Regions from separate parts of the Homo sapiens genome. Here region 1 is linked to region 2. Evidence: chromatin contacts called from ENCODE Hi-C or POLR2A ChIA-PET data. All regions are on one chromosome and are shown on one strand. Each heading gives the region's core, a stretch centred on a gene start or an enhancer-like site at or near the end of the contact. The rest is flanking DNA. Distances are from core to core; before and after follow the strand shown. Region 1 overlaps WDR64 (WD repeat domain 64). Region 2 overlaps OPN3 (opsin 3).

Region 1 (4,953 bases), core at 1,115-3,614, 120 kb after region 2:
TAAACGCATACACACACGAGTGCACGTAAAAAACTGGTAAAATCTGGACAAGGTCTGTAGTCTAGTTAATGGGATTTTCTAATGTCAATTTGCTTGTTTTAGGATTATACCGTAGTCACATGGGCTGTAAGCAATGGGGGAAGTTGGGAAAAGGTACACAGGACTCTACTATTTTTGCAACTTTCTGTTTCTTTTTATTTTTCAAAGTTCAAAATAATGTAGAAAGTTAACAAATTTTGCCAAACACTGAAACACTGATACAAATCTTTAAATTTGTACATTAGTTGAGGTCTCAAATGTCGTGTATCAGATTAATTAAAATGCTTTAAGCACTATCAGAATTGGAGCTGACAGTGTCTCCTTGGTATGTAATAAGATGGAAAGAGTGTTGGGCCCATACTGACATCTAGAAAAAAAGCAAGCTGATCTATGAAATCAGAACTTTTCTTGAACCTATGCGAGAATCGATGTTGCAGGCAAATAGCCTGAAATCGAAGGAAAGACACAGGAAGGAAAGACTTCCTGGGAAAGACAGGCACTTCCGCGGAAGGCAGGACACAATTACTGTCTTACCTAGGGCAGTGATGAGAAGGAAATTGGGCTGGCATTCAGGTGGGTGAGAATGTAGTCAAATTTGTAAGAATTGCTGAGATCTGAGTGTAGGATAGCATGAGAGTACAGCGCTTCTAAAAGCCAGAAACACAAAGGGACTGTGCGTCCATTCCCATGCTCCTCACAGAGCTCGTCACATGTCACACAGTGCTGGCCTCCCTCATGGTGCAGATGTTGGGGAGAGGAACAGCCAACACTGTGGAGCCACAGAAAGTCCCACCAGCATCCGTCTTACCGACAAAGCAAAAGCCTAAGCCACTGAGGGAAGGGCAGCAAACCCTCCTGCTGATACTGTAGATGAAGACCTATTGTAAGGGAGAAAAAGCTGAGCAAATTCTTCTCTACCTCTTGAGGGGAGATAGGAAAACCTCCTGGGCTCAGACCATTTGACATGCCTTACCACTCAGGGCAGGAGGACTGGGGGTTTTTCAACAACAGAAATTGATTTCTCTCAGTTCCGGAGGCTGGGAAGTTCGAGATCAAGGCGCTGGCAGATCTGGTGTCTGGCAAGGGCCCGCCTCCTGGTTTATAGATGGTGCCTTCTCATTGTGTTCTCACATGACAAAGGGGCAAGGCAGATCCTTGGGGCCCATTTTGTTACTTACTTTTCTTTTTTTGTCTGAGCCACAGCAGATCTCAATTTGGGGCCTTTTTTATAAAGGCACTAATCCCATTCATGAGGGTTCTACCCCCATGACCTAATGATCTCCAAACACCATCACGTTGAGGTTTAGGTTTCAAACAGAAAGTATAATTTTAAGTGTAAGAAAAACACTTGGCCGGGCACGGTGGCTCCTGCCTGTAATCCCAGCACTTTGGGAGGCCGAGGAGGGCAGATCATGAGGTCAGGAGATCGAGACCATCCTGGCTAACATGGTGAAACCTCGTATCTACTGGAAATACAGAAAAATTAGCCGGGTGTGGTGGTGGGCGCCTGCAGTCCCAGCTACTCTGGAGGCTGAGGCAGGAGAATGGTGTGAACCCAGGAGGCGGAGCTTGCAGTGAGCCGAGATCGCCACTGCACTCCAGCCTGGGTGACAGAGTGAGACTCTTGTCTTAAAAAAAAAAAAAAGAAAGAAAGAAAGAAAAAGAAAAGAAAAGAAAAGAAAAACACTCGACACTTTTCTTTCACTTTCCTCCCACGTAACCAACAAAACCACTCCAAGCTTGGCAGTTTCTTACCGGCTGGGATTCCCTCCAACTTTTTATTATCTAATAAGAGCTAAAGTCCTAAAACATGTCAGCACATTAGGAAATGTGACAGATTACTGGAATGATCTTTCACTGTGAATAATAGTCGTGGCATGGTAGCGAATATTCCCATGTTCGGGACTGGGTGTTTAGCACACTGAGAAGCGTTGGGAGAATAACAACAGAAGAGACTCACTTTAGAGCAAAAGCTTAGTAGGAGAGCCTGAGGGTAGATTTCAAGGCGTTGCCTGGTCCTGTTTATTTATTTATTTTTTTCAGCCTGTGACAAATCAAGGCATAAAGGAATAAATTTCATGCACAGCAAGCCTGGGAAGACTCACCCATCTGAGTAGGGAATAAATATAGGATAAATTGTTGGCAGAAAGCTTTCGATCGGATGAATTTTCTCTGAGCGAAAAGCCAAGCTTTCTCTAAGTCATTTTTACCCACATAGTCTTTTTCTCTGTATGCTCAGGAACAGTCAGAATCTGGGACTTTGGCAGTGGGCAGGAGATGAAGGTGTTGCCGGAGGGGAAAGACTGGAAGGAGGACGAGCACTGCCTACGACGCCTCATTTTCCTCAAAGCCCAAGAAAAACACCAGCAGCTGGTCCTGGCCTTGGAGCGCAACGGGACTATCAAAATGATCCAGGTTTACAATCCCACTTCATACTCGTACTGCAGGTGCCCTTTTTGGGAAAATCAAATGAGTCAGTGGATAATCCCCACCATGTAACCCCGCTCTTGGTAGCCAGCTGAAGATGGTATTTATCCTCAGCCTTCCCGTGATGCTCCTCATTAACTTTGCCCAGGTTTAGGCAAAGAGCAAAAAACAATCGCTGCCCAGCCACGGCATGCTGCCCATCAAGCTTCCGCTGAAGGGTTAGTCAGGGTCTCCTAAGGCAGGTGTCAGGAAGGCTAAATTTATACTCAGCTGCCACCTCTGACATGCTTTATACGCTCATATGGGAATAATTCACTGGCAGAACTGCTTTCCAGCAGGCTCTGTCCCTTATAACCCATAATGCATTCAGGAATGCTCAAGTCACTTTTCCAGTTTGTCACCAAAATCGCTTTGTTTATTTTAAGGTTAATGACGCAATCTGCTCAGGGCTGTTTGGGGAGGATTGAGGTAGGCTAATTTATTTTTCCTATGACTCTATTACCACCTGGGAATGCTAATGCCCTCTTCAAATTTATAATGAAGACTAGATCATTTATCCTGGCTATTGAGCGGATCTCACCCCATCACCTCGAACTCAAGAACTCATTGCCTTTACCCTTTTGAAAGCTAAGATCAGAAAAGAAAAGTCTTGTATAGCACAGCAATCATGAAGCACCAGCTTAAGATAACTGATGACCTAAGAATGGGGAAAAAGGAGTGAAAAACCTGCCTGATGTAATATACTCTTCTCTTGTCTGAGTAATCCAAAATGGCACTGTAGAAAGGAATTTCTTAGTAATAATACACTCTACAATGAACGAAATGTTGACTTTTGCTTTACAAAGTGCCATTGTTCATCAGGATGCCCTTCCTACCAGACAATGTCTGTTGTCACAAATGCTCCTTTTTTAAGGGCTGCAAAAAGTAGCATGGAACTATTCACTCACCAAAATTGTTTTTAGTTCTACTGTAGCATTTTTCACATTGATTATTCTGGTTCTGCATTTAGAACCTGCAGATTGATCTTGGTAGGAACTGAAAACCTCTCTTATTTATATTTGTATTCTTGGCCATGCCCAGAGTAGGTGCTCATTAAGGATTAAAATAATTTTAAAAATAAATAGAGAAAGAACCTCTTCTAAAGTAGACAATAGTACATTTATGAGGGGTATTTGGAGAACTTTTATTAATGTTGGAGCGGGCAGCTTTATAATATAATGTTGAAAGTATCCTTATTTACTTATTATTATTAGTGTATTACTATTATTTACTTTATTATTATATCTGCCTATTTGAAATAAAATAATTTGATTTACATACTTATTTTCTAGAATACTTTCATTCATTCATTTTTTTCAATGACCAGTTACCAAATATTTGCCATGTTCCAGAAGGATATTCCCTTTCACCATGAAATGCATAATTTAATAAGGGGGCAGTGATCCACCTACTACAAGTGTTGTGAGTGCTTTCACAAAGTGTCTCAGAAGCTTGTATGGTGGGATGGTTGTCAGACTAATCTGGTAGCCAGGCCATTTTTTTTCCAACTAAAAAGGGAACAAGCTTTATAATAAATTTCTTTCCCTAAATTCCAAACCCCATTTCTCTGTTTGCCCAGAAACTGGAAGGTGGGCAGGTGGAAGTTGGAGCTGAGAGTGGAATGGAGGAAAGATAAACCCAACCTCTATCTCTCTATCTTCCTAGATTCCCAGCTGCCTTAAAAACAAAAACAAAAACAAAAAAACAAACACCCCCATCCCGGCTCCACAAAACCAAAAAGCCAAAACCTGCTTCAGTGATCACATTCAGTTATTCAGGAAACATCGCTGATGCATTATGAGCTGAGAAGGGTCTCCAAAGTATCATGTACTTTTAAATGTGTTCAGACAGTCCTTAACGGCTTAAATATAATATCTCTCTTATGCTTCTGTTCTTGGTTTTATTTTCTCAAGTCTCAGAAAAACCCTTGTGCAACTGCCCGCTCTGGGCACAAATCATCACTGTGCTGAATATTCTGGGCATGATTTCCTAGCCACGTAACAAGAGGGCAGACCGTAAATTGACTGGTCTATTAATACAACTTCATAGAAAACAAGAGAAGAAAACAACAATTCTTCTCATAATCTCAGTTTTAAGGGGATAGAATTGCATTCTGCCTATATGAAACCTTTGGCAAATTTGAGAAAAATTTGCCCCCAAGCCATTGTTGACAAAACCATAGGTTGGTGAGAGATTACTGTTCTAACATGATAAACAAAGCACTATGGGGGTTCCAGGAAGATGATTAATTGACCCCAAAATCATTCAAATTCTAAAGACCCACTTACTTCCCTTCCTTTTAACCACAGTGCTTTATGAATCTACTCATATAGCTGTATTTCTGTGTCCTTTAAAGTAAATGATCTTTCTTTATGAAGCAATTAACATAATAATGCTCTTAGCATTATATGAACTGCTGTTTTCCTAATCAATTCCTAAAGACCTACC
Region 2 (4,388 bases), core at 965-3,464:
CCTGTTGAAGAAGCACTGATAGGGGTCAGAAAACCTGAGGAAGAAAGCAGACTCCTTATGAATATTCAACACTTGCTCTAGTGCAGTTTTTCTCAACTTGGCGCTTATCGATATTTGGGGCTGGATAATTCTTTGTTATGAGGGAGCTGACCTGCATTGCAGAATGTTGAACAACACCCCAGCCCTCTACCCACTGAATGACAGTAGCATCTGATTCCCAGATGTGAAAACCAGAATGTCTCCAGACTTTGCCAATAAAAGGCCAAACACTCTGGTTTAAAAATCACTGCCTTAATGGGAGAAAATTAGCAAAATTATTTAGATGGAACCTCTTATATCTAAATGTGTACTATTTTTAAGTAGCTTTATTGACTCATATAGGCTTACCCTAAAACTAATGATCTGTACTAATAATACAAGAAGCCAGGACTATGATTGCGATATATTTTACCAGAGATGGGTCCTAGTGGTCCTCTGTTCCTCAGGTTGGAACCTAGAACAGTGTGAAGGCAAGAGGATGACATGGAAGAAAAGAGCCACTGGAAACTGCTAGCTGGTCTTTCAATTAGCAAATCGTTGCGGGGGGGTACCTGTGAAATGTAAGCAATTCCAGGGAATGCAGAGGTACCATACACATAGTCTTTGTTTGAAAGGAGATTACAATCTCCTGACAAACTATTTCCAGTGCAATTCTCATCTTTTGCTTTTTACTTTTCTATCTGGTTGGTACTTATGTTTCAACAGCAGGGGTCATTACCAATGTTATGTATTTATAAAATGAGAACAGAACAATGTACAGCTCATTTCTCCATAATACTTCACTTAAATCATTTTAGGAAATTAACTGTATTATTAATTGCCTAAAAACAAGACTCCAAGCACCTCCTCAGCCATACATTCCCCCAAATTTTTCCTTTAAAGCTGGTAAAATACTGCAATGGTTACACAAGCTTTAACTGTAAACTTAACTTACAAATATAGTAAAATTAACTTATAGTAATGATAAAAAATAAAGTTTCCCCATACTGGGTAATATTTACTTTTATGTCAGAGATGAATACGGAACAAGTAAGAGTCTCAAATGAGCAGCAATAGAGAACTCAAGGGCTTTAATTATATGATGTATAATAAAAAGAAATGGCATAAAACACACTGTACTAGTATCCTCAAGGATTAAACTATAAAATGCCTAAATATGTATCTCATTCTGACTGAATTATAATCAGGTATTCATCTTCCTGCTACACTTTGTCAACCCTGCACCTCTGAATCCAGTCATTCCTCTGATGTGTATGCCTTAATATTAAATAGTTGTCCAGAGTGTATTAGAATTAAATATATATTTAGCAACAAGCAAATGCCAAGAATCATAGGACATCAGCAGGGACCAATGAAGGTATTATATATAAAGATTTTAAGCTCGACATATCAGAATAAAGAGATCGTTTTTCTGATTTCAGGAGTGAACTTAACTCCCTTCTCTTTCAATCGGAGTTGGCCCATTTTATTATAATTATAAAAACTGTAATTTATAGGATTATTTCGCTATTTGTTGAAAAGCCAATCTAAAGTTCCAGAAGCCACCACTTTTTAAATAGTGCTTTATGTGTTACATATTCTTACATGTAATAAATCACTCTTGAGATGCAAGCAAAGCGAAACAGTAGCATTTCATTTCTCATTAATGGGTCTCAATACAAAGTAGGAGAGTCCAGGCAAGTCACTTAACTCCTCCAGGTTTTATCTACAAAGAAACTGGTATAAATACCTGCCCTTTCTTACCTTACACAGTTGTCCTGAGGATCACATAAGAAAATGTAGTTGTCAAGAGAAAAGTATTCCTACAAGTGCTGGAGCAGAACTGTTGTCATATATTTTTGTTATAGCCAAATTCTTTCAGGTGAATCACTCAGCTTTTGTACTGTTCGTGCCTTACAGAAAGCTGGAAGTACTGTGCCCCCTGCTGTTGAAATGTGAATACATTTGGTTGCTGGTTAAAAGGAAATGAACTACACTACAAATACCTCTTTATAATGAAGGTAAAAATACTAAAATAAAAATCTGAAAATTTTCAGAGGAAGCAGCCACCTTTACGCAACAGGAGCATGACTTTCACTTGATCCATCAAGATGAAGGCAAATAAAATTAATCTTAATCAGAATTTCTTGGTATTGAAACTTTATGATCGAATTTCTTTATACTTCCTCTCCCTAAGCCCTTGATGTCCTGGGCTTCTAGACCCAATCCCCTAGAGCTCCTCTTGGCTCCTTCCCCAGGCAAAAGAAAAAGTTTCTGATTAATGTGAAAAACTTAACTCACTGAATGTCATCCGAAATAGACTTCGGAGAGTGTTAAACGATTCGGCTTTTAACCTTTAAGCCACCTGTTTTCAACTGTGTAGTGAGTTTTGGCACCTTTTAAAAGGGATGCCGTGCACAAGGCAGAGACTTCTGTTTTGTTTTTTCTTTTGCCAGGAAACAGGAAGTGCTAGTTACAGTGGGGAGTGAGACGGGTAAAAAATGTTTTAAATGCTCATTAAGGTAAAAGGTACCTTACCTTAAGGAAAACATTCCAACAGAATGTTTGTCAGGTACAGAGCACTTATTTTTGTATCTCTAATTTCCCAGAATAATGCCAATTCATAACCCACAGTAGGTGTTCAATGGATGCTTATTAAATTAAATCACCTTGATTTGGATCTCTCACGCTGACTGGAAGAAAGGGTCTGTCGCATCCTCAGTCCCCCAAGATCTGGCCTTCGCACAGGTCTCTCTGCAAACCAGGTTCGGTCACATCTATGAATCCAACTTTCATCTCCACGGTTTTTAAGATTCCCAAGTGACATGTTTGCATTTAGGGGCATACTTTAATTAGTATATGACGTCTTCATGCTGATGTCCTAGAATGTATTACTAATATTTCTATTACTATTCCTTAATGGTGATCAACTAAGAAAAAATAAATTATGAAGTCCATCTTGACCAAGAATTCCTCCCCACCAAGATTTGTAAAACTTTCTGCCACACATATCTGAAGATGATCTTTTTTGACTTTAACACCTAGAAATGTATATTTTAATTTAAAATAGAATTTTAGAAACTTCTAAGAAATCAGTAATTTTCTCACCAGTTCAGTAAACCACTTTACCAATTAATCTTTTATTTTTTATTGCATACATCAATATTTAACAGAAGAAAAATAAAGAACCCCTAATGTTAAACTGAATTACATGTTATCTTCTGATTCTTTTCAATGTAGACCTAAATTTTCACATGTATCAGTAAACACAATTTATGTTCTTATTAACATTTTTGAATCTCACTTTTTTGCATACAATTTGACATATATCAATATTATTGAATGGCTATATAACATTCTGTGATAGCACTAGCAATACACCAAAATTTACTTAACCATTTCCAATCGTTGGGCTTTTTTCCCCCTTAAAGTTATCTGAGTGGAACTGCTAGAAAACTTTGTACAAATAGCTTTTCTTTCTTTTAAATATTTTCCTGGGCATATGCCACTCAAAGTGAGTATGTCAAAAGATCAGTTATAAAGCCCTTTTTATAGTCTTCTACACAGTTCTCTTAAAAGGCTACTAATACACAATGCTGCTGCTATAAGGACACATGCAATTAAAACAGTTTTGCTAATACAATAGCATGAACTAAGTCAAAGTTGCATTTTTAATATTAGGAAATTTGAATACCATTCAAATTGATTTTTTATATCATTTATACACGATCGCTTTATAAATTTGCCTAAGAGTACAAACCCTTATGGATATGCATATAGTTTTACAAAAACTGAGTGCATCCATGTGTAATGCAAATAGCTTCTTTTAAATTCCATCTTGTTTTGTCTTTTTCCTATTTACTACACATTTAAAACTTTTTCTCTTAGTTGATCTACCTTGCCAATTGCCATGAAGTTCCTTTATACCACTATTGGTGTGAGACTTGTAGTATTTTTCTTTTTATACTTAACATTTTAATTCATTTGGAATATCACATGTAAAGTGGATCTAATCTTTCCACACTGACATCTAGCTAGTCTTTCCACCAGCAGTTATTAATATTTCTTTCTTTCCATTGGCTTATTAATTTCAGTTAAACTTTCTACTTGGCACCACAGAATATTCAGAAAGGTTGCTTAATAGCATGTTTTAAGGATTTGGAGAGCAAGGCTCCCATTTTTTCCCCCTAAATTAAAAAAACTTACATCTTTGCTTGCTTTCCTAAATAATTTATTACAATTATGCCATATTCCACACAGCAACCAGTTGGAATGTTAAATGGAACTGTAGTAAATTTCATACTAATGTCACATATTGGCATTTCTTTGGATGTAGCTTTATATTTTAAAACACATTATCTAACTTAATC

What was found. A loop is a pair of places that touch in the nucleus more often than their neighbours do. ChIA-PET counts read pairs that join two places held with the same protein, here RNA polymerase II (POLR2A). Pooled maps may share reads with other maps.
Region 1: a loop to region 2 is called in a pooled map, with 2.0 times the contacts of the local background. The contact joins two enhancer-like sites. A Hi-C loop is called at or near these places in 4 of 168 maps with a recorded cell type or tissue (CD4-positive, alpha-beta T cell, CD8-positive, alpha-beta T cell, MCF 10A and 1 more), 1 of 37 single-sample maps with no recorded cell type and 8 of 50 pooled maps. POLR2A ChIA-PET finds 5 or more read pairs at or near these places in 3 of 52 experiments (BJ, K562 and MCF 10A).

The regions. Positions count from the first base shown.
Region 1 is chr1:241,747,269-241,752,221 of GRCh38, forward strand. WDR64 (WD repeat domain 64) reads left to right here. Exons shown (of 28, transcript NM_001367482.1): 14 at 2,279-2,454. Among named protein-coding and RNA genes, the nearest start is that of WDR64, 97 kb to the left of the region's middle. Within about 2 kb of position 2,365, at least 4 of the 41 ENCODE cell types and tissues checked have a DNase peak (open chromatin) inside an H3K27ac peak, as active enhancers do.
Region 2 is chr1:241,625,722-241,630,109 of GRCh38, forward strand. The region is part of intron 1 of OPN3 (opsin 3); the gene reads right to left. CHML (CHM like Rab escort protein) reads right to left here. Exons shown (of 2, transcript NM_001381853.1): 2 at 3,130-4,388. Among named protein-coding and RNA genes, the nearest start is that of CHML, 12 kb to the right of the region's middle. Within about 2 kb of position 2,215, at least 7 of the 41 ENCODE cell types and tissues checked have a DNase peak (open chromatin) inside an H3K27ac peak, as active enhancers do.